Regions from separate parts of the Mus musculus genome. Here regions 1, 2 and 3 are each linked to region 4. The links are chromatin loops, found by intact Hi-C in ENCODE. Cell type or tissue: heart. All regions are shown on one strand. Each heading gives the region's core, and the rest is flanking DNA. Links, peaks and the distances in the headings are about the cores only.

Region 1 (8,026 bases), core at 2,279-7,278, 210 kb after region 4:
CCCTTCCTTACCATGCCTGATTATTGTTTGAGGAAATCTCATCTAGCAAGAGAGGCTACAAGAAGCCTGGGGATGTGACAAGTTCATTGCATGCAGTCATACTTTTTACACACTTATCAGAAATAAAATATAATGGATGTCTCCAGGAGGAGAACAATTGTAGTTGCTAAGACACATAACATTTGCAAGCTATACAGAGTACAAAAGGTTAATGTCTGAAAATAATTGTCCTGTGAAGCTTCTGTATGCTTGGCTGACTTTTTTGGTAATACAGAGTTACACAGGTGCCTGAATGCTCCGTTGACTGAGGTACTGCTTCAGGTGTCAGAAACCTGACTGGACACCTTGCCCCAGGAGCTATTGTCCCTAAACTTAAAATAATATGGCACATACTTTTAAAAAAAGTCTTATTTATTGATTTTATGTATGTGCATATATTTTAGCTGTCTTCAGGGAATTGAACTCAGGACCTCTGGAAGAGCTAGTCAGCGTTCTCAATTTCTGAGACACCTTTCCAGCCCTGGCACATCCTTCTTAAGCCAACTAGACCAGGCCATCTCCAGGATTCAGCACAGTTCCACTTCTTTGAAATATTTTTATTTCATTGCAATTCAAACTTTAAAGCATACATGGAGAATCAAAGCAATCAGGGCTATAATGCTCTCCAGTATAACCAACAAAACATTCTAGAGACATTTATAAGGACCACATTTATGAATCCAATTAGAGACAAAAACAATTAAGAAAAACCTTCATTAGCTTTTGTGCAGCAATAAAGGATAATTCATGCAAATTTAGTTAATAGTTAATTTTTCATCATGGAAGGCATGAATATATATTCATCAAGTGTTTGTGAAACCATCTTTGCCTAGGAAACAATATGAGTAGTAGTAGTAACATATGCATTCAAAAGAGAAAACATAGCAAGGACCAGCAACCTCGAAGTCAAACCCTCTCTCTGAGATTTTATCAATGCTTTTCTCTCAGTCACTGGTTTCTACAGCTGATTCACTCTTGGTAGAGAGTCTCTTGTTCATGGCTTCATGACTCAATCACCCCCATTCAATTTCTATTCTTAGGTTTAGCAGTTGTATCCATAGTGGATTTTCTTGGTCCATCTTTCACAGATCAAGTCACTCATTCAGGTTTTCACAACGGGATTTCAGTACCCTGAGAAAAAGCACAAACCTAATCTTAAATCCAGTGAATTCCTGGATCTGGGCAGTTCTCATGACCTGCCATAACATCTCTCCAACATACTGTGATTTTTAATTTGTTCGAGAAGGACAAAAAAAGTTTTTTTTTTTTTTTTTGTAGCAGTAGGCTATCCTTGCCCTTGCTCTAGAGGATTGAATATTATGAGAAGTCATACTACTCTATTCTCTCTCCTGCATTTTTAAGTCATCCATTAGATCTTTCCCCAAACAATTGATGCTAAGAGTTATATAAAATGCCTGTGATGTGGCTCAATTAGAACAGATTATTGGTAACATTCTTTAAAAAGCTTGGCAGTATATAGAGAAGAATTGCCAGTTTTAATATTTTACTGAGAACTAAAATAGCAAAATTTCTGAGTAAAAGGGCGATCACATCCTTACCTGCTTCTCCTGATATGAGAACAGCAAAAATGAGCAAACATTAAGTAGGTATGATGTCCTGAACGTATTTTAACTTCCCCAAACAGGAAATGTGAGTAACATCCACATGCAAATATGATTTACAGTAGCCCTCCAGGAGTTACACATAAGTGAGTAAAGACTTGATATTAACGAGTACACATGAAGGATATTTTTAGCTGTAAGGTGATTCTGCTATTTAGTTAGTAAAAAATATCATTGAAATACTGAAGCATTTTGATATAAGCACTTATGAGATTCTTATGCTTCCTGTAGTTTATTAATTCCTAAGAAAATGGCAGTGGTAAGGGCAAACTTCCCTTGTATTTCCCTTAGACAAAATGCCTGGAATATTAGAATGTAACCTTATATGACCAAAATAAAGTATATTTTTCTGTGTCTGCAATTTCTGTTGAATCAATTTTGTAAATTGTGAATTGAGGTTTCTGATGATGAAATCTATATTGATTCTAGATTCTCCCCTGCTAGCACTGTGTATTATGTATCAGAACAAAAGTTTAGAAGCTGTGTTAACCTTTTTAAGCAAAGTTAATTATGAGTAATTGAATTTGTTGCACCCAAGCACCTGAGTAAATAAAAGTCAGTAAAGTGTATCTAGAAGCCAGGGCAGTATTACCATATTTGGTGACATTTACAAAGAATCCAGTAACTTATACCATGTGCGTGGTGTTACAGCACTTGTCCATAAGCCTCCAAGACATAGGGAGAGTGGTAGGCTGTAGAAAGGAGTGTTTTGTAATTTCCTCATAAGTAAGGACCCAAGGGTTTTGAGAAGTGAGATGTTAATGGCAACAGCTACCAACAAGGCAGGCTGAGAGAGGGAAATGCAAAAGGAACATTGGGAGGAGTTTGGGTGGGTGGTTAGGGAAGGAAGTTGACTATATACTGGAAGTATTTGAATTCCTATTATATGAAGTCCTGTGTCCAGAAAACCCAGAGTAAACTAGAGCCCAGTAAACTAGCTACAAGAATGAGAAACAACATTTTTCATGCTTTGAAGACCAATGAGAAACCAGCATGCAATGGCCACGTGCATCCTTACACAAAAACAACAAAATTTACAAGCAGAGAAATCAAAGATTCATCCATATTTTGGAGAGGAGCTGGGTCTGGCTCAATGCAGTTGGGGGTAGGGCAGCCCAGCAGCACTTGGCTTCTATGTGAGGCTCTGGACATTACAAAGATATCCATTGGGCCCCAAGTGTTACTTGTGAATTCTTTAACCGCAAGTCCCCCTTACCCATGCTTGGTGTTCTAAGATGTTACATTTTTATCGACCCAGCTTTCCTGCCAGCTAGACAGAGGTAGGAGCAGGCAAAAGAAGGGCCTGCGACTGTAGGTAGACTGAAAGGTAGAGTCTTTGGCTCCTGGATACCATCCCAAGTCAGAGCATCACAAATTCAGAGGCTCAGCTTCACTAGACAGATCATACAAAGACAGATCTGATATATAAGACAACAATATTTAAAATTGGTCTTTGCTACTTCTAGGTCCATCAGTCCTTATATTGTGTGTTTGTTTAATTTAGACGCCCCCTAAATAGTAACCCACGAGGACAGACCGGATGTGGACAAGTCACAAAACAGACAACAGTAAAGACTGAATTGGTGTCGCACAGAGGTTTCACCAGACTGATTATGACAATTTTACCAATAGGATTGTGTTTCAACTGATTTCTTGTATAATCCCTGGACTGCCTGGTATCCTCTGGAAATTGCTTTGTTGAACAGCCTAGGCGTTGGAACCCAGGTGAAGTTGCCACATACTGGGCCACTGCAGTTTCTGTCACCCAGCGTCAGTAGATGGCATTTCCAAGGCTCCAAGGCAAATAACGGATCAGAAAATAACTGATGGCCTTGGATGAACTTCCAACTACGCAGAAATTACTCAATAAATAAATACATAAAAATAAAGAATAAAAAAGTAAAATAAAAAAATAGGCGTCTCCCAATTGCCCGAATGGGGTGTACAAACCCCATCAATTTCACCCTGTTTATCAGACAGGGTATCTCTTAACCATAATCCAGGAACCAACAGGAAGCTTACTGTTTAGAGTCTGCCATTCACCTTGGGATTCTGCAGAGGGAATGCATTTCCTGGAGACCCTAGACACAGCTGGGTCAGCCCACCCCTCCATTATCCGGGATGAAAAGAGAATTTGGGGCTTTTTCTCTTCCTCCTCCTCCTCCTCCTCCTCCTCCTCCTCCTCCTCCTCCTCCTCCTCCTCCTCCTCCTCCTCCTCCTCCTCCTCCTCCTCCTCCTCCCCTCCTCCTCATCCTCCTCCTCCTCCTCCCCCCCCCCTCCTCCTCCTCCCCCCCCCCCACCACCATTTCGGTCCAAATTAAAAGCAACAGTTTATTAAATATTAGGTACTGACCAAGAGATGGACCTGGGTCAGAAATATCCGCAGAATTTCCCAGCCGGAATAGCCCCCGGTCACATATTGTAGGGGTTTATACAGATAATCAATTTGGCCACCGCACTTTCTCACGAGGGTTACTTAGAAAAAAAAACTACAATTCCCAGAATCGCTAGAAGTTACCTGGCTCCTGGGCCGGTAACGCTTACAGGCTAATTTTGGCAATTACATACGCAAGCTTGATTTCCATTACATATCCACCTTCATTTCCGGAGGAAGAAAGGGAAGTGCCTAATGAATAAAGCAAAGGTAGTTCAAGCAAGCTCCAGATTTCCCGATTTAGAGAGCTAGGGAGGGCAGGGTCAATTCCTACAAAGGGGAGGAGCAGCCCGAGCTGACGCGGTGGGTTCTCCCCAGAGCTGGATGGGAAGACAGACGGGTATGCTTTTGGAAAACAGGCACAAGCGCTACTGAAATTCAAATCTCTGTGTATCTGCAGAAAGAATGATACTGTAGTGGAAGACCAGGCCAGCAACCAAGCGGAGTCCCATCTGCACATTCTAACCCTAAGGGAGGTTTAATGGCCAATCAGAACCTTGAGGTGGAGCTGTTCATGTTACGCAAGACTTAGTGACCAATCGGAGCCTTGGGGTGGATTTGTCAGTCAGGAGAGAAGGCGGGACCTTCCGGGTTCCTTGCGGCAGTTTCAGCTCTATAACGGACCCTGCTGGAAAAGTTCTGATTGTTTTTCTCTAAGCGCTGCTGCTGGGTGCTGTGAGGGAAGCTCTAGCAAGTTGCTAATTCGCGACATGGTGAGTGCAGAGCCACTGCCCACAGAGGGAAGGAGCAGGCAGTTGTGTAGCAGAAGTTGGTATGGTGGCTTGTCCCTGGGTCTGGGTGGTAAGTGTGGCCAGATCTGACCACCTGTTACTTCCCTTTTTGTCCTAGTCATTCCCTGAACCCAGCGGTGGGCTGTGAATAACTTCACTATGAGGGCGGCATCTGCTCAAAGCATCTGGCTCAGAGACTTGTGTGTGGAAACATCCTTAGCAGGATGTCAAACTCAGAGAGGCCTAGTTTCTCTACTTCTAAAAGTTAACTCCCCCATCATTTAACATTTAGCTGTAAGACCTATTTGGAGTTAATTCTGTAGAAGTTATAAAAGGCATCTCATGTTGGGTAGCACTCCCATATCAAACTGTGGTGTAGAAGAGTAGAATTGATGATGTTAAAGGATTTACCAATGCTTAGGAGATAGTTAAGCGACAGCAAGTAGAGTTTAGCTGAGGGAGGAATGCCTCTGAGACACCCTACAGATAAGTAGTGTGCTAACCAGACCCGTTAGAGATCAGGATGCTAGGATAGATATATTTGTTCACTAGGATTGTCCAGAAAAGTGCTCCAGTGCTTAACAAAGGAGGCTACTCTGATTGACAACCAGCCACTAGGGCCATCCTCATAGCAAAGAACTGGCTGCTCAAGGGAGCGTTATAGAGTCCCAATCAACATTAAAGGCTGTTTATCACAAAGTGCTGCTAGTTTTCTTCTTGAGAAAAAGCATAGTTCTGCCATATTCGCAGGAGAACACCGGCTGGCAACTCTTTGAAAAGGGAAAACACTGTTGGGTCCAGGACTGGCTTGATCAAGCAAGGCTTTCTGTGAGGCCCTTATGTATAGAAAATGGCATAGCTCTTTCTCAAACCCAGGAACATGCTTGACAGAGCCAGGTAGGCCCTCATGTATTGAGAGTAAAATAGAACTTTTCTTTTTCTTTTTCCTTTTTTTCTTCCTTTGTCTTTATTATTAGTAGTAATTATTTTACTTATTTACATTCAAATGTTGTCCCTTCCTGGTCTCCCCTCCACAACCTCCATCCCATCCCCTCCCCTTTGCCTCTATGAGGGTTCCTACCCACTCACCCACTCCTGCCTCACCCTTCTAGCATCCCCCCCTACCCCCAGGGGGGCAACAAGCTTCCACAAGACCAAGCTCCTCCCCTCCCATTGATGTTAGTTAAGGCAGTCCTCTGCTACTGCTACATATGTAGCAGGAGCCATGAACCCACTCATATATACTCTTTGGTTGGTGGTTTAGTTCCTGGGGGCACTGATGGGTCTTGTACTGGCTAGTTTTGTGTCAACTTGACACAGCTGGAGTTATCACAGAAAAAGGAGCTTCAGTTGGGGAAATGCCTCCATGAGATCCAACTGTAAGGCATTTTCTCAATTAGTGATCAAGGGGGAAAGGCCCCTTGTGGGTGGGACCATCTCTGGGCTGGTAGTCTTGGTTCTGTAAGAGAGCAGGCTGAGCAAGCCAGTAAAGAACATCCCTCCATGGCCTCTGCATCAGCTCCTGCTCCCTGACCTGCTTGAGTTCCAGCCCTGACTTCCTTTGGTGATGAACAGCAGAATGGAAGTGTAAGCCGAATAAACCCTTTCCTCCCCAACTTGCTTCTTGGTCATGATGTTTGTGCAGGAATAGAAACCCTGACTAAGACAGGTCTGGTTAGTTAATATTGTTGTTCTTTCTATTGGACCCAGCCATGGGAACCCAGTGGAAGAGTTAAGGGAAGGACTGATGGAGCTGAAGGGGATTGTAACACTATAGGAAGAGTCCCTTTACTAAAGCAAGGAACATGCTTGGGAGAGGTGGTAATGATCTGAGGCCAAAGCCTCTGGGGGAAGGTTACTTCAGATCCTGAGAACCAAACACTTCTCACCATATGGGGTTGTGGTTATCAGACCCAAGACCTCTGTAGGCTTTAAGTGATGACCTTGAAATACCCTGTGTTCCCTTGTACAGTATTATTTTATTAGAGTCCCCCTGAGTTTGTCCCATTGTATGGTAGTTTCTACTGACTTCATAGAAATTTCCCATTTCTTTCCATTTGCCTTTGGTCAGTAGAACACAAGATGCTATTCTTAAGATGCCTATTTGGCATAAGACATAGCTTGCACAAGACCTCCCCTCCCCAGCTTTTATCTTTTCTACTTTCTACATTTCCTATCTTTCTCATCCTCTGGGGCCTTCCACTTAGAACCCTGTCAGGGCTGATTTGAGTCTTGGTTTAACTCCTCATCTTGGTAAACCACCCTCATATCCACCTTGTTAGGACCCCTAATTGTTCTCTTGCTATTGACATGTGTACCCTGCATATTGAACAATCTTACAGCCTTCATAAAAGAGAATAGGAACAGTGCAGCTGATGGTCCTGTGCCAACAATATGAGACCCTGAGGACAGGACCTGAAGAATATGAATTACTTACCCCAGACCACTGAATTTAGCTCCAGTATTGGAGCTTGTACAAGAAAAAAGGGAGAATGAGGGACCCTAAGGGCTTTTTCTATTCCCACACCCTCCTTACAGCTTCCCTCTCCCGCCTGGGGTCAAGGCTAGGCCAAGTTCCATTCTCCACCCACAGGAATATTCTTGAGTAAAAAATTCTCAGAATGTACTGAATGATAGTACCCTCTGGAAAGTCCCAGGTAGAGTTCAAATGTATGTCATGCTTGCTAGCCAATAGATTTAATGGTCAATATGCTTAGGCAATAAGTTTGAACTGTAACCTTGCTGATGTAACCTGTGCCCCTAGAAAGTATAAAACTGCTTGTAATGGCCATTCAGGGTCACCTTCTAGTCACTTGAGGGACTAATTGAAGATCAACAACAACATGCCAGAAAATAAACTTCTTCATTTTGTATCGAGAAAAAAAAAAGAATAATAATAATAAATGACTCTGTGTTGCAGGATATTTGTTCTCACTGTGAACCCCATGTTATTCACTGGAAAACCTATTTTTAATTATGCTGTGGCTCAACTTTAGCCCACACCTTTAATCTATGAACTTCCTGCTTGAATTTTGTAAACAGGATTTAATAAAGTCACCCATAGGTTAAGAGTCAGAGTAAGTAACCAGTTGGCAAAGGTGTAATTAGGATTGATAAGAAAAAAACATAGCCGGGCGTGGTGGCACACGCTTTTAATCCCAGCACTCAGGAGGCAGAGGCAGACAGATTTCTGAGTTCAA
Region 2 (8,026 bases), core at 1,534-6,533, 220 kb after region 4:
TGTTATGAATTCCTGTGTGATGGTCACCCTTTGCACAAACGGAATGAAAATTGTATCTATCAAAATCATGCTTTCCCTGCCTTGGCTGTTTTGCTTTTCTTTGTTCATTATTGCTTCCCTTCTTTGTATTTTCATCTATGCATATTGAATGAATTTTTTAATTGATATATATATATATATATATTCTTCTCTCATACAGTATATGCTGACCAGTGTCCACTTCCCCCAGCTAACCTGAACCTCTCCTGTCTTCCTCTTCCTCAGATCTACTTCTCCAACTCCATTTCAGAATAGGGCAGGCCTCCAAGAGAGCACAAGGAAACAAGAACAAGATACAAAAAGACAAGGCAATAGACTTCATATTGACACTGTACAAGGCACCCCGATAAGAGGAAAAGAGTCTTAGAAGCAGGTAAGACAGACAGAGCTATACCTGCTCGCACTGTTAGAAGTCCCAGAAAAACACCAAGCTAACAGCTGTAACAGAGCAAAAGATGATCTGGTACAAACCCATACACACCCCATGCTTACCATTTAAATCTCTGTGAGATCTCTGGCCTTCGAGGTAGAATAGGACATGGATTCTTTCTCGTGGAGTCAGCCTCAAGTAAAATCAAACATTGGGTTGACACTCAAATACATTTGGTGCCACCGTGCCTCTGCACATCTTGCATGCAGGACAGAGTTTAGGTAGAGGCTTTTTAAGCTGGGTTCGCATACAGGTTTCTATTTCTGAAGCCTGTAGGGTACCTTCTCACCCCAGAGAGACTAGAATATAAGGACGAAGGCTCCAAGTCTGCTTAACCAAGCTCTTGACCATCCTCTGCATTCAGTGAGCTGTGTGAAAGTTGTCCTGAGCAATAGGGTCCTGCTGTCAGGTTTCAGAGAGCAACCTTCTGTCCTAGCATAAGCCAGGGTTCTTTAGAGATCTTCATAGGACCTCCTTGGCCAACCACTCAACCAAATGTAGCCCAGTCCCACCACTGAAGCCCTGCCTTGCTACAAAGGATGGCCAGATCAGATTCCAAATTCTTCATTACTAGGATTCCTCAGTAACACACCTAACCTAGATTGTTATGAGTAGGATGGCTGTTAATACTCTGTTCATCCTACTGATCCATGGACATGAGAGATTTTTACATCTTCTGATAATTCTTCAGTTTGTTTCTTGAAAGACTTGTAGTTTTTAATCATACAAGTCTTTCACTTGCTTTTTTAGAGTTACTTTAGCCTATTTTACATTATTTGAGGGTATTGTGAAGGGTGTTCTTTGCCTGATTTCTTTCTTACTCCATTTGTTACTTTAGTTTATTTTGTTTGTTATTTATTTACCATCATAAATTCCAAGAAGTTACCAGTGCATTCAGTTTCTACACTAACCCTCAAATGCTCACAAAATCCAGCTGTTCACTTACTGCACTCTCTCCGTGTCTCTAACTGATCTCTCCCATTCCTGTCCCCATTCACCCTCAGTCCACCCATAGAATCCATTCTGGTTTCCCTTTTGAGAGAGATCCATGTTTCCCCCTGTCTTAGTCAGGGTTTCTATTCCTGCACAAACATCATGACCAACAAGCACGTTGGGGAGGGAAGGGTTTATTCAGCTTACACTTCCAAATTGCAGTTCATCACCAAAGGAAATCAGGACTGGAACTCAAGTAGGTCAGGAAGCAGGAGCTGATGCAGAGGCCTTGGAGGGATATTTCTTATAGCTTGCTTCCCCTGGCTTGCTCAGCTTCCTTTCTTACAGAGCCCAGAGATGGTACGACCCACAAGAGGCCCTCCCACCCTTGATCACTAATTGAGAGAATGCCTTGCAGTTGGATCTCATGGAAGCATTTCCTCACCTGAAGCTCCTTTCTCTGTGATAACTCCAGCTTGTGTCAAGTTGACATAAAATCAGCCAGTACACCCCTCCCCCGTAGAGCACTCCTTTTTACCTATCCTCCCTGGGTCTGAGTATTGTAGCCCAACTATCATTTATTTAACAAGCAACATCCATTTGGAAGGGAAAGTATACCATGTTTGTATTTCTGGGTCTTTGTTACCTCACTTAGGGTGATTTTAGTTTTTGAGTTGGCATCTATTTTCCTTTAAATTTCATGACGTCAAATTTCATGACATTAGTGTGTACATGTACCATGTTTTCTTTATCCCTCTTCAGTTTAGAGAAATCTAGCTTGTTTCCAGTTTCTGTCCTGTAAAAATAAAGCTGCTATGAACATAGTTGAGCCATTGTCCTTTTGGTAAGATGAAGTAGTTTTTGGGTATATGGCCAAGAGTGGTATAGGTGGATTTTTCAGTAGAACAATTCCCAGTTTTCTGAGGAATCACAATATTGATTTCCATAGTGACTGTATTAATTCGCCCTCTCACCAGCAAAGGAGGAATGTTCCCCTTTCTCCACATCCTTGCCAGCATGAGCTCTCACTTGTGTTATTGATCTTATCCATTCTGACATGTATAATCTCATGAAATCTCAAAGTAGTTTTCATTTCCATTTCCATGATGAATTAGGATGTTGAACATTTCTTTAACTGTTTCTCAGCCATTTGAGATTCCTCTTATTTTAAATTGAACTTTTTATTCTTTTTTTTAAATTTTATTTAATCTATCCCTTTTACACTATAGATTTTATCCTTCTCTTGGTCCACCTCTAGCTGTTCCCAATCCCATACCTCCTCCTCAACCCTCCCCACACCCCATGTCCCCAGCCCCTACCCCCCACCCTACCAGAACTCTAAACTCCCTGGGGCCTCCAGTCTTTTGAGGGTTAGATGCATCTTCTCTGACTGAACCCAGATCCGCAGTGCTGTGCTGTATATGTGTTGGGGGCCTCATATCAGCTGGAGTAGGCTGCCTGGTTGGTAGTCCAGTGTCTGAGAGATCTCAGAGGTCCAGGTAAATTGAGACTGCTGGTCCTCTTACAGGGTCGCCTTCCTCTTTAGCTTCTTCCAACTTTTCCCTAATTCAACCACAGGGATCAGCAGCTTCTGTCCATTAGTTGGGTGCAAATATCTGCATCTGACTGTTTCAGGTGCTTGTTGGGTCTTTCGGACAGTAGTCATGACAGGTCCCTTTCTGTGAGCACTCTATAGCCTCAGTAATAGTGTCAGGCCTTGGAGCCTCCCCTTGAGCTCCATCCCTTTTGGGCCTGTCACTGGACCTTCTTTTCCTCAGGCTCCTCTCCATTTCCATCCCTGCAGTTCTTTCAGACAAGAACAATTATGGGTCAGACTTTTAACTGTGGGATGGCAATCCCATCCCTCACTTGATGCCCTGTCTTTCTACTGGAGGTGGGCTCTATACATTCCCTCTCCCTACTGTAGGGTATTTCATCTAAGGTCCCTCCCTTTGAGTCCTGGGAGTCTCTCACCTCCCATGTCTCTGGTACATTCTGGAGGGTTCCCCCACCTCCTACCTCCCGAGGTTACCTGTTTCAATTCTTTCTGCTGACCCTCAGGGCTTCAGTCCTTTTCCCTTACCCAATACCTGATCATGTTCCCCTCTTCCCCACCCCATCCCTCTCAAGTAGGATTAAGGAGTCCTCTCTTGGGTCATTCATCTTGTTGACCTGTTTGAGTTCTATGGACTATATTTTGGGTATTCTGTACTTTTTTTGGGCTAATATCCTCTTACTAGTGAGTACATACCATGCATATCCATTTGGGTCTGCATGATATTTTCTAGTTCCATACATTTGCCTGCAAATCTCATGATATCCTTGTTCTTCATATCTGAGTAGTATTCCATTATGTAAATGAACTACATTTTCTGTATCCATTCTTTTGTAATGGGACATCTGGGTTGTTTCCAGCTAATGGCTATCACAAACAAGGCTGCTATGAACATAGTGGAACAAGTGCCCCTGTGGCGTGGTGGGGCATCTTTTGGGGATATTTCAAAGAGTGGTATAGGTGGGTCTTCAGGTAGATCTATTTCTAGTTTTCTGAGGAACCTCCAGATTGATTTCTAGAGTGGGTTGTACTGGTTTGCAATCCCACCAGCAATGGAGAAGTGTTCTTTCTCCACATTCTTTCCAACATATGTTGTTACCTGAGGTTTTGATCTTAGCAACTCTGATTGGTGTAAGGTAAAATCTCAGGGTCGTTTTGATAGTGATTTCTCTGATCACTAAGGACTTTGAACATTTCTTTAGGTGCTTCTCAGACATTCAAGATTCAAGAATTCTCTGTTTAGTTCTATACCCCATTTTTTGACTGGGTTGTTTGTTTTTTTGTTTTTTTGTGGTTAGCTTCTTGAGTTCATTATATATTTTGGATATTACCCTTCTGTCGGATATGGGGTTAGTGAAGATTTTTCCCCAATCTGTAGGTTGCTGATTTGTCCTATATGGCCTTTGCCTTGCAGAAACTTTCCAGTTTCATTAGGTCCCATTTATGAATTCTTGATCTTAGAGAGTGAGCCATTGGAGTTCTGTTTAGGGAATTAACCCCTGTGCCAATAAGTTCAAGGCTCTTTCCCACTTTGTCTTTTATTAGATTCAGTATTTATAGTTTTATTTTGAGGTCCTTGATCTGCTTGGGCTTCAGCTTTTTGCTAGTTGACAAACATGGGTGTATTTTCGTTTTTCTACATACAGTCAGTCAGTTAGACCAGGACCATTTATTGAAGATTCTTTCTTTTTCCCATTGTGTGTGTGTGTGTGTGTGTGTGTGTGTGTGTGTGTGTGTGTATATATATATATATATATATATATATATATATATATATATTTGTCAAAGATCAAGTGTGCATAAGTGTGTGATTTTATTTCTGGGTCTTCAATTCTATTCCACTGACAACATGTGTGTCTCTGTACCAGTACCATGCAGTTTTTATCACTATTGCTCTGTAGTACAGTTTGAGATTAAGGATGATGATTCCCCCAGTTGTTCTATTATTGTTAAGAATTGTTTTCACTATTCCGGGTTTTTTTTTTTTTTTTTTTTTTTTTTTTGCCTTTCCAGGTGAATTTGAGAATTGCTCTTTCCATGTCTTTGAAGAATTGTGTTGATTTTAATGGGGATTGCATTGAATCTGTAGATTGCCTTTGGTAGGATGGCCATTTTTACTCTGTTAATTCTGCCAATCCATGAGCGTGGGAGACCTCTCCATTTTCTGAGATTTTCAAATTCTTTCTTAAGAGATTGAAGTTATTGTCATTCAGATGTCCAGTTTCTTTATCAAGGCACTCCATGCTATGATTTTTTCTCTTAGCACTGCTTTCATTGTGTCCCATAAGTTTGAGTATGTTTTATCAACATTTTCATTAAATTCATGGAAGTCTTTAATTTATTTCTTTGTTTCTTTCCTGACCAAGTTATCATTGAGTAGACTGATGTTCAGTTTCCACCTGTATGTGGGTTTTCTGTTGTTTTTATTGTTATTGAAGACCAACCTTAGGCCATGGTGATCTGATAGGATAGGATGCATAGGATTATTTCAGTCTTTTATGGGTTGAGGGTTGTTTTGTGACCAATTATATTGTTGATTTTGGAGAAGGTACCATGATGTGCTGAAATGTATTATTTTGTTTTAGGGTAAAATGTTCTGTAGATATCTGTTAGATCCATTTGGTTCATAACCTCTCTTAGTTTCACTATGTCTCTGTTTAGTTTCTGTTTCAATAATCTGTCCATTGTTGAGAGTGGGGTATTGAAGTCTCCCACAATTATTGTGTGGAATTCAGTGTGTGTTTTGAGCTTTAGTAAAGTTTGTTTTATGAATGTGGGTGCCCTAGCATTTGGGGCATAGATGTTCAGAATTGAGATTTCCTCTTGCTGGATTTTCCCCTTTGGTGAATATGAACTGTCCTTCCTCATCACACTTGATAACTTTTGTTTGAAAGTCTATTTTATTGGATATTAGAATGGCAACTCCAGCTTGTTTCTTGGGACCATTTTCTTGGAAGACTTTTTTCCAGTCTCTTACTCTGAGATAATGTCTGTCTTTGTTATTCAGGTGTGTTTCTTGTATGCAGCAAAGTGCTATATCCTGTTTGTGTGTGCAGTTTGTTAGCTTATGTCTTTTTATAGGTGTTTTGAGTCCATTAATATTGAGAGATATTAAAGGCAGATGACTGTTAGTTCATGTTATGTTTGTTTTTGTGGGTGGTATTATTTTCATGTGGTTTTCTCCTTTTGGCTTTGTTGTGAGATGAATAATATCTTCTCTTTTCTTTGGTGTAGGTACCCTCCTTGTGTTGGAGTTTTCCACCTAGAATCCTCTGTATGGCTGGATTGGTAGATAAATATTGTTTGAACTTGATTTTTTCCTTGAATATTTTGGTTTCTCCATCTATGTTGATTGAGAGTTTTGTTGGGTATAGTAGCCTGGGCTGGCATTTGTGTGATATTAGGGTCTGCATGACCTCTGACCAGGCGCTTCAGGCTTTTAGTGTCTCTGTTGAAAAGTATGGTATAATTCTGATAGGTCTATCTTTGTATGTTACTTGCCCCTTTTCCCATGCAGCTCTTAATATTCTTTCTATGATCTGTGCACTTAGTGTTTTGGTTATTATGTGATGATAGGATTTTCTCTTCTGGTCCTATTTATTTGGTGTTCTAGAGGCTTCTTGAAAATTTATGGCCATCCCTTTCTTTGGGTTGGAGAAGTTTTTTTTCTATGACTTTATTGAAGAAGTTTCCTTGTCCTTTCTGCTAGGCATCTTTGTTCTACTCTTTTCCACTTATTTTTAGATTTGGTCTTTTCATTGTGTCCTGAATTTCCTGAATGTTTTGGGCCAGGAGATTTTTATGTTTTGAACATTTAGTTTCTTAAGTTCTTTTCAATATATGTACTAGGTGGGAATTGTTCTTTCAAAGTCTATAAACAATTTTCTTTGAATTTTGATGGGACTATGCTGAATCTGTAGATTGTTTTGGATGGCTCTTATTACTCTGTTAATCTTTCTGATTCATGAACATGAGAGACTTTTATATCTTCTGATATTTTTAGAGTTACTTCAACATATTTCCCATTATTTCAGGGTATTGTCAAAGCTGGGAAGCTTATAAACACCTGCTACTCCTGCTCCAGGAGATCTGACCCTTCCTTTTCTAGTGTGTCACCTGTACACACAATGGAGACATTCTTTCTTACACACACAAATATAAGGATAGAAATTGGGATAGACTTGCTTTCATAAGTGTTTATGTATGACTTCTAAAACACTGCAAACCAAACTATTTAGGTATATAACATAAACATAGTGTTTCTATAAAAATCTGCTTGCTGAATTTACTTTTTAAAAGTTTGTATTTCCTCACACATGTGTAGACTTATATCCAATTATCAATCATAGGGAATAAAATGGTTTGTAAGTGATCTGAAAAGACATCATTTTTTTTATCATAAGAGAAGGACATGCTTTTAATAGTCAAAACTATTTCTGTGATATTGAACCAGTTTATGCTGGAGTTGAATCTCTCCAGTTGGGATAGCCCTCCAATCTCAATCCATTTTCTGTTATTGGTAAAGGAAAGAAGCAGAGTGCACACACAGACTGAGTGCTGGCCAGTGATTTCTTTGATTTTTTTATTTTGACTATACTCCTGCCCTTCTTCTTTAAAGGACTATGCTATATTTATAGGTCTATCTTTGTGTCTCCTTTTATCAGTGATGCCATCTATGTTGTGTGATTTTATTAATTATAATATAATGATATTGTTGTTTAGACATTCACAATTTTTTTCCTCTGAAAATGTGTATATTATATTATGAGTTCCTTGAGTTTTTCTTAGTTTAGGGACTTTTAGGGACAGTTTAAGTTTCTCTTCTTGAACCTAAAGGCTTGCCTCTCCTCATTTTTTGGTAAATCTTTTTTTGCAGTTGCTGTAGTCATCAGTGTTTGGGGTTTTAATACTCACATGATTGATACAGTTAACACATTTTGGGGTTTTAAAAACTTTTTCATATATTATTATGTCATCAATAGCTTTAGTTCTCAGTATTTCAGAACATCCGTCATCTGAGGGAGCCTCATCTGAGGACACATCCCCCACGGAACGGTTGGTTGCTATGT
Region 3 (8,026 bases), core at 1,758-6,757, 910 kb before region 4:
CATTATTCAGGATACAGACAGAGGTGAGGAACTCCTGAAGGTCTTGTTGTTCCTCAGGAAATAATAGTGACGATAAGCTAATGGATGTCACAAAATTCAAAAGCTCTGTAAAAACAAAGGAAATGGTTACTCAAGTGAAAAGACAACACACAGAATGAGAGAAAACATTGTTAACTACACCTGACTGTGAATCATAGATCCAGAGTACACTCAGAAATAAAAACGGGAACAAACGTTTCCATCATTTGGCAGTAATTCTTTAAAATGACAAACAAGGAAGATGAGCAGTGCCTTCTGTGTTAGGCCCCTAAGAGAACGGGGGTCTTCCCTTTGGTCAGATATAGGAGAATGTATAAGAAAAGTGGTATTTAGATACATGAGGAATGGGTGTTGTTCACAAACTAACGCCCCACAAATGTCACCATGGCAAAAGTATGAGGCTCTACAATGCAACCCGGCATGCTGTTGGCAGTGTAGTAAATGAGCAACTCATTGGCGAGCTTGGTATCTGTTTGTTGTTTTATTTTTTGACAGAGAGTCTCTCTCTATATACCAGGTAAACCTGAAACTCACTATGTAGACCCAAATGGCCACACACTCACAGATATTTGCCTGTTTCTACCAAGTGAGTTTTTGGACTAAAGTCATATGTCACTTCACCTGGCTAAGGACAAGGTGGCTGAAAAAAGAATTAATGTGTATATTGAGCATATAAAGCATTCCCTTTAAAATCAACTTTGTTATAAAGCAATAACAGTCTGCAGCCGGGCATAGTGTGACACATTCCTTTAATCCCAATACTTGAGAGGAGAAGGATCTCTGTGAATTCAAAGTTCGTGTTGTCTACATAGTGAGATTCTGTCAAAAGAAAAAAAAAAAGAAAAAAGAAAAAAAAGCTTGCATCAGCAATAGTGTCAGAGTTTGGTGCCCTCCCATGGGATAAATCCCAAATCGGGTTAGTCACTGAATGGCCTTTCATTAAGTCTCTGCTTCATTTTTTGTCCCACCATTTCTTTTAGACAGGAATAATTCTGGGCCAAAAATTTTGAAAGTGGTTTGGTGACCCCAACCCTCCACTGGGGCCCTGTATATTTACTAGAGATGGTCTCTTCAGGTTCTATCTCCCCAGTGTTGGGCATTTTGGCTAAGGTCACCTACAATGAGTCCTGGGAGCCTCCCACCTCCCAGGTCTCTGGGACTTTCAAGAGGTTTCCCACACCACCCAACCAAGCCACCCACCTCAGGCAGCTGCACATTTCCAACCATTTTCCTGGTCTTCTTTGCTTCTCTCCTGTCTCTCCCCATACCTGATCCTGCCCCCCTTTTTTTCCTCCCCCTCCCTCCTCTCCCATCTACCACTCTTCTTCCCTGTGCCTCCCATGATTAATTTGTTCCCCTTCTAAGTGAGATTGAAGAACTTCTTGTTCAATTTCTTAGGGTCTGTGGGGTGTATCATGGGTACTCTGTACTTTCTGGCCCTGGCATATAATGTAACAAGGACTGCCTTGTCCAGCTTCAGTGGGAGAGGATGTGTCTTATCCTGTAGATAGGGGATGCCCAGGGTAGGGGGTGGGAGACCCTCTCAGAGGTGAAGGAAAGGGGGAAAGAATTCTAGGAGGGGGGACCTGGAGGATGGGTAACATCTGGGATGTAATAAATAAAATAATGAATAAAATAAAAATAAAAACCCAAAAACCCTTGCACACAACAATAACACATCCAAATTTATCAAAATATATATCACTTAATTAACTTATTTACAATTAAATTTTGTACTTGAAATGGTTCTGTAGAGGATCATAATAAATTTTACACTTCCAGTACTGAATATATCTCATACATTTAACTTCCAGCAAAATGAAAATGAGCATTCCTAATAGTCAAGATAGTGTCCTGAAAAGGGTAAAGGGAAATAGTCAGAAAATAGAGAACCACAAGAAGAGGGTACCTGGGTTCAGCTGAAGCTGCAGCCTGTTCCTCCCAGAGAGGAGCACTTTGACAACCCATGGGAAAGATCCTGAGCTGCCTGATTGTAGTCCCGATGAATCAGGGCTTAATGGTCAAAAGAAATAAAAGAGTGTGAAAGAGAAATCACATAAACAACAACAGAAAAACAAAATGAAAAACCCAAAACTGCTGGGCAATGGTGGCGCACGCCTTTAATCCCAGCACTTGGGAGGCAGAGGCAGGCAGATTTCTGAGTTCGAGGCCAGCTTGGTCTATGGTGTGAGTTCCAGGACAGCCAGAGTTATACAGAGAAATTCTGCCTGGAAAAACCAAAAAAAGGAAAAAAAAAAAGAAAAGAAAGAAAAGGACAACAAGTTCTGCTTAAATGTGAATGAGGGAGGCCTTACTCACTGTTGGAGGAGAACTTCGATTGTGGTAATCTTAATAAAATCATTTGGGGTTTTTGTTGTTGTTCTTTGGTTGTTTAGATGTATTTTGGAGAACAGGGATTCAGTATGCACCCTTAGTGTTGGTTTCTAAAATTACTAAAACTAGATCTATCCTGTGGCCTAGCTAATCATATGTATATGTACACACACACACACACACACACACACACACACACACTGGGAATCCATATCATAGCAAAGAGATATTAACATATCCTTGTTTACCACTATTCTTTCTACTATTTTCACAAAAGCAAATAAAAGGTATCAGTCTATATGTTCATCAATACAGACAGATGTATAATTAAACTCTATTATAAATTTAATGGAATTTTATTAGGTAATCAAAAATGAAACCTATAGAAAGATGGAATAAATTGGAAAAGATGAATGAGGCAATTGAGGATTATTAGGAAGACAATCACAACATGTTCTCTCTCATGTATAGACACTAACTTCTGATTTTATGCATGTGCAGCTTCAGCTTCTGCCTCTCGTTAGTAAGTCATCACCATCTATGAGGCAAGTGCTCCATTTTCCTGGTGAATGAGCTGTGGTTCAGTTTACTTCTCAGCAAGAAGAGAGTTCTATTCTCTGGGGATCATGAGATACCTCCAGCCAGAAGCACATGATGGTTCATCTCATATTTTCACTTTTAATCTTCCATATGGCTTCCCTTTCCTGTTTCCTGATAATCCTTCCTAGTTTTCAATCTTTGAAAAATGAGAAAAGGTCAGGTGTGGTGGTAAACAACTTTAATCCTAGGACTCAGAAGAAGACAGAGGCCATGAGATGTCTGAGAGTGCAAAGCCAGAATGATCTCCATGGCCAGTTCCAAGCCTGTCAAGCCAACAAAGTGAGACAATCTCAAAAAAAAATAAATGAGAACCCTTTTAAGGTCGGGTGAAAATAAAGAGAAAAGGCAAAGAAAAGGAGAGACATTGGCCAAGAGCAGTTGTTATTCTTGCAGATGTTCTGGCTTCCATTCACAGCACCCAGATGAGGACTCAAAATCACCTGTAGCTCCAATCCCAGGGGTTCCTATCATTTCTTCTGACCTCCACAGCCAGTAGGTATGCACGGGGGGCATGATTATACATGCAGGCAAAATATATGAAATAAGTCTAATAAAAATTTAAAAATCACTAGAAAAGATACTTTTATGAGGATACAATGTTAGACTCCTAGAAGTAGATACAAATACTGGTAGGCAACAACTCCCGTGGCCACGTGAGACAGCCTTGGGCTTTCAATACATCACCTTCCACCAGTCTTGCCTGGTTATAAGGAACTGAGGCACTTTGATGGTAGCTTCCTTATCACTGGAGCGTGAGTGCAGCCATGGTACTTTCTGAAAGAGCAAGAACCACTAGATGAGCCATAGTAAGTATTGGCAAGATTTATCTCTGCCAGTGGTAGCGCGCATGCGCGCCGTCCCCGAAGTGGGAGGCGTGTAAGCCGTGATAACCATTACAAAACAACCGGAAGTGACCTAGGGGCGCACAACTTCTTGGATCCAGATGTAGTTTCCTGCTCGGACCGCTTGTGCTTGGAGTCTGGACAGTTGGGGTTGTGCATGTCTGCGGGTGGACTTGGTGCCCCACGTGCTTTGTGCCGGGCTCTGTGAGTTGCAGCGTGAGGTGAGTGACCGTCAGGCTGGCAGGACACCGAGCTGTCCCGCCGCGGTTTGTGTTGCCTGATGGCTGCAGGTGGGCATCAGCCCTGTTTTCATTCTTCTCTTGCGGGGTTTTCGCTTTTGTTTTGTCACTTACCGATATGCTCTGCTGTGGGATTTTGCCACATCGTTCGAGAACGTTGTGTGTTCAGGGACACAGTTTGGGCAGGAGTGAGTGCATGGGCGCTGCAGGATCCGAGCCTGCGATCAATGTGCGGTGCTTGTGAGGGCGACCGCGCTGCTTTCTGGTCCCTTTGTGTTTGCGTAGCTGGTAACTGGAGAAAAACTCCAAGGAGTAAGAGAAAAAGGGAAAATGAATTTATGTATGTTTTCGCCCAAACTGGGGACGCAGTATCTATGTCAGTCTAAGCAGTATTAGCAATAGATTGCTTTTATTGAATAGAAGGAACTGTATGAAAACCAGGGAATAGGGGTAAATTGTTTAGTGTGGTCCCAGGCATCCTACCTAGGATTTAAGCCTTAGTTTCACCCCAGACACCAGGTGTTCTGATCATTTCCTCCCGGTGTTAAATTTCCTATATGGAGCTGGAGCTGAAAACAGAAAAGGGATTAAAAAACAAAAACAAAAACCTAAACCGAATTCAATTTTCAATTTCTGTTGTCAGTTTACATAACTATAGGGGTTCATATGTGTGGCTGGGAGCAGAAAGGTGTGCTCTGGGGGCTGGTGAGATGGCTCAGTGGGTAAGAGTACCCGACTGCTCTTCCGAAGGTCCGGAGTTCAAATCCCAGCAACCACATGGTGGCTCACAACCATCTGTAACAAGTGACTCCCTCTTCTGGAGTGTCTGAAGACAGCTACAGTGTACTTACATATAATAAATAAATCTTTAAAAAAAAAAAAAAAAGAAAGGTGTGCTCTAAAGAGGTTTTAGGTCAGAAGCCTAGGTTTCTGCTTCCAAACAGGCAAGGGCCAGCCTCAACCAGTAGCCTCCTGTAGAGACCAGTGAGGTGAAAAGCAGAAAGCGGAGGGACTGAGATGTGGATGAGCACTGTTGGGTTCCCACTATCCACATTCACACTGTGGCTTTGAGCTGCCAGGAACTGCAGTTCCTAGGAACCCACTGCTCCCCTCTGGCCTCCTGGTGCACACACTGACAGGCAACACATCCCTATAAGTTTTTCCTCTTTCTTTCTTTCTTTCTCTCTCTCTCTCTCTCTCTCTCTCTCTCTCTTTCTTTCTTTCTTTCTTTCTTTCTATAGAAAGAATAGCCCTTAAAAACAAACAAACAAAAAAACAAAAACTGTTTCCCCAGTGAGCTACTTTCTCCACCTAACCCCCCCTCCCACACACACCATTTGGTAAAAAAAGAAAAGAAAACCAGAGGGTGAGACTCCACACATTGGTTACATTAAGTAGAAGAATAGTTAAAGTGACCTAGTGACCCTATGTCTGTCTCTAGGGCACAGATTTAAGGTTAAGTTTAGAAATCAAGCATTATGTATTAAAGTAGTGCTGCAGGTTGTGGTGGCACACGACTGTCCTGTAATCTTAGCACTCTACACTCGGAGGCTGCAGGATGACTGCATTATGGAGGCTGGGCTGGGCATGAAGTAGGCTAGGAGTCAGCAGAGTAGTAGTAAGAGCCAAAGTGTAGAAGACACGCATAATGCTTTTTAGTAAAAGCAGATTTGGGTGTGTGTTTCATTTTCAAGGTTTGTTTTTATTTTACACATATGAACATTTGACTGGTTGTATATAGGTGCACCAAGTGTGTGCCTAATGCCCAGAGAAGCCAGAAGAGGAGATCTGAGACCCTGGAATTAGAGTTGTGAGCCCCATGTGGGTACTGAACCTGGGACCTCTGTAAGATCACCAAATGCTCTTTGTCAGGTGTATTATAAGGAGATAGGCAGCATTTAGTTCAAGCCTCGCAGAGCCCAAGTTTGTCAAATTTCATATTGCTTGCCAGCCTCATGTCTGTGAATGAAAATAGATTAGCTCAGGAGAACAAGGCCACTCAGAGACATGTGTCTTTGACATGTATTGCCCTTGATTTTAAATTAAAATTTGTTGAGGGTTGGCCTCATGCACTGTGTATTCAAATGCTGACTTCTGTGCCCTGAGATCTGCTTAAAGCCCAGACATGGGCATTGTCATGAATTTTGAAGAATCGCCTATATCAATGTGATGTAAAGAATGTTCCCCAATTAACTCAAATGGACTGAATAGCAAATGACTGGGCAGAGTAGAGAGGAAGATTAGACTTCCAGTCTCAGCCAGGAGTCCCGGGGGAGAAGAGCAGGGAGAAGGAGTTCACCATGAGGCAGGTGAGGGTACAAGAGAAGAAGGCCATGAGGTAGAGGAAGAAGGGGATTGTTGCTATGAGGTCAGGCATGAGGAGGCTTCACCAAGTGCGTTCTCCATGTGCACCCCTAGCTACACCAAGGAGCCAAGGAGAGACTAAATGTAAGTAACTCGGTGTGTGTGGCTGGGAAGTAGAGTAGCTAGGTAGCATCAAGGCTTAAAAGTTTTGCTCAGCTATTCTGATTAAAGCTTACTGACTAAATCAGTGTATCTCTGTCTCAATTAGTTGGGAGCAAGGCAGGTTAGGAAAACTGCCACTTTTAAATTTAATCATATGAACCGTCTTTGGTTTTGAAACTTACAGTGACAACATGGTATGTGGTATGTGGTGCTTTCTGTGCACGGCCCAAGCCGACTGTTCACCTAACCTCAGTGAGTATGATGTCCATTCTTCGGGTGTAGAGTTGACGTGGTAGAGTCAGAGAGGAGGTGATACCATACACCTAATAATGTGCTATTAAGTTTTCAGATGTCTTTTTAGTAGCTATTATTTTACATTCAGTTACCCAAGAAATTACTGTGACCAAAAATCTGAGTTAATACGGGTTTACTTTCTTCCCTTCACTCTGAGTAAGGAGAAGCCTAGCACTGCACGAATACTCTTGTCATTATAGTTCTGCCTAAATCTCTAAAGTGCTGTTTTTGTTTTTTTTTTGTTTTTGTTTTTGTTTTTGTTTTTTTTTGTTTTTGTTTTTGTTTTTTTTTTGCCTGCACAGAGGTCGTTTTCATTTGGTTTTTCTTCCTTCCTCCTTCTGTGGGCTGCTATCTGTTCTTTTTTGACAGGCTCTTGGGGTGCAAAGCTGGACGGTTGTGTAGAGGCTTACTCCTTTATGTTGAGTGTGCTTTCTATGAGACAATGTTGGAATAGTTTGTCTTTAAGTCTCTTTAGGGCCTTTCAAAGTTTCCACTTTCATTTCTAACTTGAGGAATTGGTTGTATACTCGAATAATAATGATTTTTTAACATTCTATGGGTCTCTATCATTTGTAGTAATTTAAAACTTTTCAGTTTTCTGCTTCTTAGGGGTTGATGGGAGAAGGAGACATTTCAGGTTGAAGTATGCCCTTGCAGGCAGCAGGGAGGTTCAGCCTCCTTGAACCGAACATCGAACAGGCACACAAAAGCATAATGACAGATTGCTATACAAAAATTGTTTTTTCTTTGGTGAAACAAGTTCCTCATACCAAAGCCCATAATATAATCTATATGTTTCCTGAAGGAAAACATCACAGCTCTGAAACTTGTGTACGGCTCCAGGTGTGCCCGGAGTGTCTTGTTACCAAAGTTATGCAAAGGCTGTTAAGGTTTTCCAGAAAGACAACTCTATAGACAACAGAAAACAACCAGTGTTTTCTACAGTGATTTCTTTAAGGTCAAAGTACATACAACTGTTCATTCTGATGTCTATTCTAGAGATAGTGAAAAGCCTCTGTTTCATCATAACGATTACTTTAGATATACTAATCCTACTAGAATTCCTACTATAAAAAATGAACTTTAAATCTCACCATGCATCCTGCATTTTGCAGACTGAGCTGCGTCCCATGCACCCTTGATCCTCTGAGAAGCCTTGCCTCAGTGGATGTCAGAGACAGCGATTAGGAAAGCTTGAGCGCCCCCCTTTAA
Region 4 (8,026 bases), core at 1,974-6,973:
AGCACTGTGATATTGGTAGCTAACAACTAGAAAAATCTAAAGAACTCCTTGTATCAAGTCACATAAAATCAAGACAATTAGTAACAATAACAAAATAAGAAAAGTTGAGACTAGATATGACTAACACATTTCTGACCTTTAAGTTTGTAATGAATTTAAATATTTCCCCTTAGTATAGGAGGGAAGAAATGTCTTCTGATACTTCTGTTTCAAACATCATTCTTGTCAAGGAATTGCACTATTTCTTTGTGCCTCTTTCTCAGACTTGACTACCAAGTCTAATAGAACCTTAAATAAAAGAATCATTAAAGGGGGGGGGAGGTATTGGAGAGATGACTCAATTGTTGAGAGCACTGACTGCTCTTCCAGAGGTCCTGAGTTCAATTCCCAGCAACCACATGGTGGCTTACAATCGAATGCCCTGTTCTGGGGTGTCTGAAGACAGCTATAGTATACTTTCATACAATAAATAAATAAATTTAAAAAAAAAAAAGCACCTAGGTAAGAGACATGAGGAAACAGAAAGTGAAATTCATACCAAAACATGAGCTCTCTGTATTGTAAAATACTTTTGCTGTTAAGGTAGACGGTCAACCTCCATCCGCCAACAGCACTGTCCTTGGTGTCACTTTAACATCTATAAAAAGATAAAAAACTCATGTTTAAGTCCTCTTTCCAACACAGGGCTTTGTTAATTCAATTGCACCACGAATGCACTGCACAACACTGAGAAGTGACTTGGCACATCATCCAGACACCACACTCACTTAGTTTGCCTTCATCTCCTGTAGAGATTGGATGGTAACTGTTTAACCACTCCCCTAATGTTTAAAGGGGGCGCTCAAGCTTTCCTAATTGCTTGTCTCTGACATCCACTGAGGCAAGGCTTCTCAGAGGATCAAGGGTGCATGCGACACAGCTCAGTCTGCAGAATGCAGGACGCACGGTGAGATTTAAAGTTCATTTTTTATAGTAGGAATTCTAGTAGGATTATTATATCTAAAGTAATCGTTATGATGAAATAGAGGCTTTTCACTATCTCTAGAATAGATATCGGAATGAAAGTTGTACGTACTTTGACCTTAAAGAAATCACTGTAGAAAACACTGGTTGTTTTCTGTTGTCTATAGAGTTGTCTTTCTGGAAAACCTTAACAGCCTTTGCATAACTTGGTAACAAGACACTCCGGGCACACCTGGAACCGTACACAAGTTTCAGAGCTGTGATGTTTTCCTTCAGGAAACATATAGATTATATTATGGGATTTCGTATGAAGAACTTGTTTCACCAAATTAAAAAAAAAAAATTTCTTTAGCAATCTGTCAATATGCTTTTGTGTGCCTGTTCGATGTTCGGTTCAAGGAGGCTGAACCTCCCTGCTGCCTGCAAGGGCATACTTCAACCTGAAATGTCTCCTTCTCCCATCAACCCCTAAGACGCAGAAAACTGAAAAGTTTTAAATTACTACAAATGATAGAGACCCATAGAATGTTAAGAAATTATTACTATTCCAGTATATAATCAATTCCCCAAGTTAGAAATGAAAGTGGAAACTTAACTTTGAAAGGCCCTAAAGAGACTTAAAGACAAACTATTCCAGCATTGTCTCATAGGAAGCACACCCAACATAAAGGAGTAAGTCTCTACACAAACATCCAGCTTTGCACCCCAAGAGCCTGTCAGAAAAGAACAGATAGCAGCCCACAGAAGGAGGAAGGAAGAAAAAACAAACGAAAATGACCTCTGTGTAGGCAAAAAACAAAACAAAACAAAACAAAGCAAAACAAAACCAGGGCTGGCGAGATGGCTCAGTGGTTAAGAGCACCGACTGCTCTTCCAAAGGTCCTGAGTTCAAATCCCAGCAAGCACATGGTGGCTCACAACCATCTGTAATGAGATCTGATGCCCTCTTCTAGAGTGTCTGAAGACAGCTACAGTGTACTTACATATAATAAATAAATCTTTTAAAAAAAACAAAAAACAAAAACACAGCACTTTAGAGATTTAGGCAGAACTATAATAACAAGAGTATTCGTGCAGTGCTAGGGTTCTCTTTACTCAGAGTGAAGGGAAGAAAGTAAACCCGTATTAACTCAGATTTTGGGTCACAGTAATTTCTTGGGTAACTGAATATAAAATAATAGCTACTAAAAAGACATCTGAAAACTGAATAGCACCATTATTAGATGTATGGTATCACCTCCTCTCTGACTCTACCACGTCAACTCTACACCCAAAGAATGGACATCATACTCACTGAGGTTAGGTGAACAGTCGGCTTGGGCCGTGCACAGAAAGCACCACATACCACATACCATGTTGTCACTGTAAGTTTCAAAACCAAAGACGGTTCATATGATTAAATTTAAAAGTGGCAGTTTTCCTAACCTGCCTTGCTCCCAACTAATTGAGACACAGATCTACTGATTTAGTCATTAAGCTTTAATCAGAATAGCTGAGCAAAACTTTTAAGCCTTGATGCTACCTAGCTACTCTACTTCCCAGCCACACACTCCGAGTTACTTACATTTAGTCTCTCCTGGGCTCCTTGGTGTAGCTAGCGGTGCACATGGAGAACCCCCTTGTTCGTGAAGCCTCCTCATGCCTGACCTCATAGCAACAATCTCCTTCTTCCTCTACCTCATGGCCTTCTTCTCTTGTACCCTTGCCTCATGACATTGCCTATGGCTGGGGTATAAGCAGATCTCTGGGCACAGAAATCAGCATCTGAATACACAGTGCATAAGACTAACCCTCAACAACGTTTAAAATCAAGGACAATACATGTCAAAGACACATGTCTCTGAGTGGCCATGTTCTCCAGGAGGCTGGCAAGCAATATAGAATCTGACAAACTTGTGCCCTACCAGGCTTGAACTAAATGCTGTCTATCTCGTCATATGCTTGGCAAAATTGTTGTAGTAAGAGAACAAAAAAAAAAAAAGTCATAAACGATGGCTCAGAGATTATGAGCACTTGGTGACCTTGCAGAGGTCCCAGGTTCAGTACCCACATGGGGCTCACAACCTCCTCCACATTCCAGGGTCTCAGATCTCTTCTGGCTTCTCTGGGCATTAGGCACACACTTGGTGTACCTATATACAACCAGTCAAATACTCATTCATATATGTAAAATAAAAACAAACCTTGAAAATGAAACACACACACAAATCTGCTTTTTCTAAAAAGCATTATGCATGTCTTCTACACTTTGGCTCTTACTTCTACACTGCTGACTCCTAGCCTACTTCATGCCCAGCCCAGCCTCCATAATGCAGTCATCCTGCAGCCTCCGAGTGTAGAGTGCTAAGATTACAGGACAGTCGTGTGCCACCACAACCTGCAGCACTACTTTAATACATAAAGCTTGATTTCTAAACTTAACCTTAAATCTGTGCACTAGAGACAGACATGGGATCACTAGGTCACTTTAACTATTCTTCTGCTTAATGTAACCAATGTGTGGAGTCTCACCCTCTGGTTCTCTTTTCTTTTTTTACCAAATGATGTGTGTGTGAGGGGGGTTAGGTGGAGAAAGTAGCTCACTGGGGAAAAAGAATTTTGTCAAAGGCCTATTCTTTCTATTCAAAAATTTTTTTTAAAAAGAAAAAGGAAAAGGAAAAGGAAAAGGAAAAGGAAAAGGAAAAGGAAAAGGAAAAGGAAAAAATTATAGGGATTGTTGGCTGTCTGTGTGTGCACCAGGAGGCCAGAGGGGGAGCAGTGGATTCCTAGGAACTGCATTTCCTGGCAGCTCAAAGCCACAGTGTGAATGTGGATAGTGGGAACCCAACAGTGCTCATCCACATCTCAGTCCCTCCGCTTTCTGCTTTTCACCTCACTGGTCTCTACAGGAGGCTACTGGTTGAGGCTGGCCCTTGACTGTTTGGATGCAGAAAACTAGGCTTCTGACCTAAAACCTCTTTAGAGCACACCTTTCTGCTCCTAGCACAGGCCAGCCTCCAACTTAGCCACACATATGGACCCCAATAGTTATGTAAACTGACAATAGAAATTGAATTCGGTTTAGTTCTTTTGTTTGTTTGTTTTTTGTTTTTAAATTCCTTTTCTGTTTTCAGCTCCAGCTCCATATAGAAAATATAACACGGGGAGGAAATGATCAGAACACCTGGTGTCTGGGGTGAAACTAAGGCTTAAATCCCTGCTTGGATGACTGGGACCACACTAAACAGCTTACCCCTATTCCCTGGCTTTCATACAGTTCCCTCTACTCAATAAAAGCAATTGCTACTACTGCGTAGGGCGACATAAATACGTTTGGTCCCAGTTTGGGCCAAAATGTACATAAATTCATTTTCCCGTTTTCTCTTACTCCTTGGAGTTTTTCTCCTCTCACAGACCACTTACCAGCTACTCAAACACTAAGGGACCAGAAAGCAGCGCGGTCGCCCTCAACAAGCACAGCACATTGATCTTAGGCTCGGATCCTGCAGCGCCCATGCACTGACTCCTGCCCAAACTGTGTCCCTGAACACACAACGTTCTCGAACGATGTGGCAAAATCCCACAGCAGAGCATATCGGTAAGTGACAAAACAGAAGCGAAAACCCCGCAAGAGAAGAACGAAAACAGGGCTGATGCCCACCTGCAGCCATCAGGCAGCACAAACCGCGGCGCGACAGCCCGGTGTCCTGCCAGCCTGACGGTCACTCACCTCACGCTGCAACTCACAGAGCCCGGCACAAAGCACGTGGGGCACCAAGTCCACCCGCAGACATGCACAACCCCAACGGTCCAGCCTCCAAGCACAAGCGGTCCTAGCAGGAAACTACATCTGGATCCAAGAAGTTGCGCGCCCCTAGGTCACTTCCGGTTGTTTTGTAATGGTTATCACGGCTTACACGCCTCCCACTTGGGGGACGGCGCGCGTGCGCGCTACCACTGGCAGAGGTAAATCTTGCCAATACTTACTATGGCTCATCTAGTGGTTCTTGCTCCTTCAGAAAGTACCAGGGCCGCACTCACGCTCCAGTGATAAGGAAGCCATCATCAAAGTGCCTCAGTTCCTTACAACCGGGCAAGACTGGTGGAAGGTGATGTACTGAAAGCCCAAGGCTGTCTCACGTGGCCACGGGAGTTGTTGCCTACCAGTATTTGTAACTACTTCTAGGAGTCTGAAATTGTATCCTCATAAAAATACCTTTTCTAGTGATTTTTAAATTTTTATTAGACTTATTTCATATATTTTGCCTGCATGTATAATCATGCCCCCCGTGCATGCCTAGTGGTTGTGGAGGTCAGAAGAAAGGGTAGGACCCCCTGGGATTGGAGCTACAGATGATTTTGAGTCCTTGTCTGGGTGCTGTAAATGGAAGCAACTGCTCTTGGCCAATGTCTCTCCTTTTCTTTGCCTTTTCCCTTTATTTTCACCCGACCTTAAAAGGGTTCTCAATTATTTATTTTTGAGATTGTCTCACTTTGTTGGCGTGACAGGCTTGGAACTAGCCATGGAGATCATTCTGGCTTTGCACTCTCAGACATCTCATGGCCTCTGTCTTCTGAGTGCTAAGATTAAAGTTGTTTACCACCACACCTGACCTTTTCTCATTTTTCAAAGATTGAAAACTAGGAAGGATTATCAGGAAACATGAAAGGAAAGCCATATGGAAGATTAAAAGAGAAAATATGAGATGAACCATCATGTGCTTCTGGCTGGAGGAATCTCATGATCCCCAGAGAACAGAGCTCTCTTCTTGCTGAGAAGTAAACTTTCCTTTTTAAGTTGCATAATAAAAACAATTGCAGAACTAGGTGTACATTAGAAATAATGGTAAATGGGGAGAGACAATAAAATAGGGAATGCATCCAGCACTGTAAATAAATCAGTAAACCTAATGTAGAATATGAGACTAAAGCCAAGGATAATGTGAGGTGTCTACACATAGGGTAAGTATTTGCACTCTAGCCCTGGATGGTCTAGAACTATTTAGGCCAAGCTGGCCTTGAATTTAACTCTGATCTTCTTGTCTATACTATTCAAATGCTAGGATTACACAGCAATGTGTCATCGTGGCCAGTTCACAGATGGTCTAGATCTTCCCACTGAGAACAGAATGCAGGGTGGAGGAACCACTCTGGAAATCAGTTTGGTGGTTCCTCCGAAAATTGGACATAGTACTACCGGAAGATCTAGCAATGCCTCTCTTGGGCATATACCCAGAAGATGTTCCAACTTGTAATGAGGACACATGCTCCACTATGTTCATAGCAGCCTTATTTATAATAGCCAGAGGCTGGAAAGAATCTAGATGTCCATCAACAGAGGAATGGATACAGAAAATGTGGTACATTTACACAATGGAGTACTACTCAGCTATTAAAAAGAATGAATTCATGAAATTCTTAGGCAAATGGATGCATCTGGAGGATATCATCCTGAGTGAGATAACCCAATCACAAAAGAACACACATGGTATGCACTCACTGATAAGCAGATATTAGCCCAAAAACTTAGAATATCCAAGATACAATTTGCAAAACACATGAAACTCAAGAAGAAGGAAAACCAAAGTGTGGATACTTTGTTCCTTCTTAGAATGGGAAACAAAGTACCCACAGAAGGAGTTACAGAGACAAAGTTCAGAGCTAAGATGGAAGGAAAGACAATCCAGAGACTACCCCGCCCGGGAATCCATCCCATATACAACCACCAAACCCAGACACTATTACATATGCCAGAAAGATTTTGCTGACAGGACCCTGACATAGCTCTCTTGTGTGAGTCTATGCCAATGCCTGGCAAATACAGAAGTGGATGCTCACAGTCATCTATTGGATAGAATACAGGGCCCCCAATGAAGGAGCTAGAGAAAGTACCCAAGGAGCTAAAGGGGTCTGCAACCCTATAGGAGGAACAAGGATATGAACTAACAAGTACCCCACCCCCAAGAGCTGTGTCTCTAGTTGCATATGTAGCAGAGGATGGCCTAGTAGGCCATCAGAGGGAGGAGAGGCCCTTGGTCTTGCATAGATCATATGCCCCAGTACAAGGGAATGCCAGGGCCAGGAAGCAGGAGTGGGTGGGTTGGGGAGCAAGGCTGGGGGAGGGTATGGGGGACTTTTGGGATAGCATTTGAAATGTAAATGAAGAAAATATCTAATATAAATAAATAAATAATAAAATAAATAAAAAGAAAAGAAAATTTCTAAATAAATAAATAAAAGTATATCTTCTGAGAATTTTCTGTTCAATCCCATTTCTCGTGGTTTTATTGTTTGGGGTTTTTATTTATCTATTTATGGTTTGGGGGTTTTGTTTTGTTTTTTTCTGTTGTTGTTTATTTGATTTCTCTTTCACACTCTTTTATTTCTTTTGAACATTAAGCCCTGATTCATCAGGACTACAATCAGGCAGCTCAGGATCTTTCCCATGGGTTGTCAAAGTGTTCCTCTCTGGGAGGAACAGGCTGCAGCTTCAGCTGCACCCAGGTACCCTCTTCTTGTGGTTTTCTATTTTCTGACTATTTCCCTTTACCCTTTTCAGGACACTATCTCAACTATTAGGAATGCTTATTTTCATTTTGCTGAAAGTTAAATGTATGAAATATGTTTAAGACAAAGTATAAAATTTATTGTGAACCTCTACACAACCATTTTAAATGCAAATTTTAATTGTAAATAGGTTCATATTTTGATTAATTTGGGTGTGTTATTGTTGTTTGCAAGCTTTGTGCTTTTTAATTAATTATTTTATTAGTTACATCCCACATGCCCCTCCTTCAGGTTCCCCCTCCTAGACTTCTTTCCCTCTCCCCTCACCTCTGAATGGGTTTCCCACCCTCTACCCCAGGCATAACCTACCCCTGGAGCATCAAGTCTCTACAGGGTTAGCCATATCCTTTCCCACTGAAGCTGGATGAGGTAGTCTCCACTACATTATATGCCAGGGCCAAAAAGTCCAGTGTACCCATGATATGCCCACAGACCCTAAGAAGTTAAACAATAAGTGCTTCAACCCCATTTAGAAGGGGAATAAAATAATCAGTCATGGGAAGCAGAGGGAGGAAGA

What was found. Hi-C counts contacts between places; a loop is a spot of excess contacts. Peaks named below come from ENCODE experiments on the same cell type or tissue, not always from the same donor. Only the 100,000 strongest peaks of a DNase experiment are listed, where the experiment ranks them.
Region 1: a loop joins it to region 4, with 7 times the contacts of the local background. A loop is called at or near these places in 7 of 42 quality-filtered maps.
Region 2: a loop joins it to region 4, with 2.7 times the contacts of the local background. A loop is called at or near these places in 7 of 42 quality-filtered maps.
Region 3: a loop joins it to region 4, with 13 times the contacts of the local background. A loop is called at or near these places in 11 of 42 quality-filtered maps.

The regions. Positions count from the first base shown.
Region 1 is chr7:41,390,009-41,398,034 of GRCm38, reverse strand. AI987944 (expressed sequence AI987944) reads left to right here and starts at 4,656. Exons shown (of 5, transcript NM_001199330.1): 1 at 4,656-4,808. It overlaps Gm17102 (predicted gene 17102), which reads right to left and starts at 4,337. Exons shown (of 2, transcript NR_166533.1): 1 at 4,015-4,337; 2 at 582-1,170. In heart, for the core only: a CTCF peak has its summit at 4,586; a DNase peak (open chromatin) is centred at 4,604; H3K4me3 peaks cover 1,773 bases; H3K27ac peaks cover 1,246 bases.
Region 2 is chr7:41,380,494-41,388,519 of GRCm38, reverse strand. It overlaps AI987944 (expressed sequence AI987944), which reads left to right. Exons shown (of 5, transcript NM_001199330.1): 2 at 265-412. Among named protein-coding and RNA genes, the nearest start is that of AI987944, 8.9 kb to the left of the region's middle. In heart, for the core only: no CTCF peak of the experiment used is centred there; no DNase peak of the experiment used is centred there.
Region 3 is chr7:42,501,620-42,509,645 of GRCm38, reverse strand. Zfp141 (zinc finger protein 141) reads left to right here and starts at 3,893. Exons shown (of 7, transcript NM_001309388.1): 1 at 3,893-4,036. Gm35353 (a long non-coding RNA gene) reads right to left here and starts at 3,819. Exons shown (of 3, transcript XR_391403.4): 1 at 2,853-3,819; 2 at 1,949-2,052; 3 at 1-858. In heart, for the core only: a CTCF peak has its summit at 3,955; a DNase peak (open chromatin) is centred at 3,925; H3K4me3 peaks cover 1,243 bases; H3K27ac peaks cover 1,079 bases.
Region 4 is chr7:41,596,047-41,604,072 of GRCm38, reverse strand. No RefSeq gene overlaps it. Among named protein-coding and RNA genes, the nearest start is that of Gm51480, 33 kb to the left of the region's middle. In heart, for the core only: a CTCF peak has its summit at 4,745; a DNase peak (open chromatin) is centred at 4,832; H3K4me3 peaks cover 1,779 bases; H3K27ac peaks cover 1,099 bases.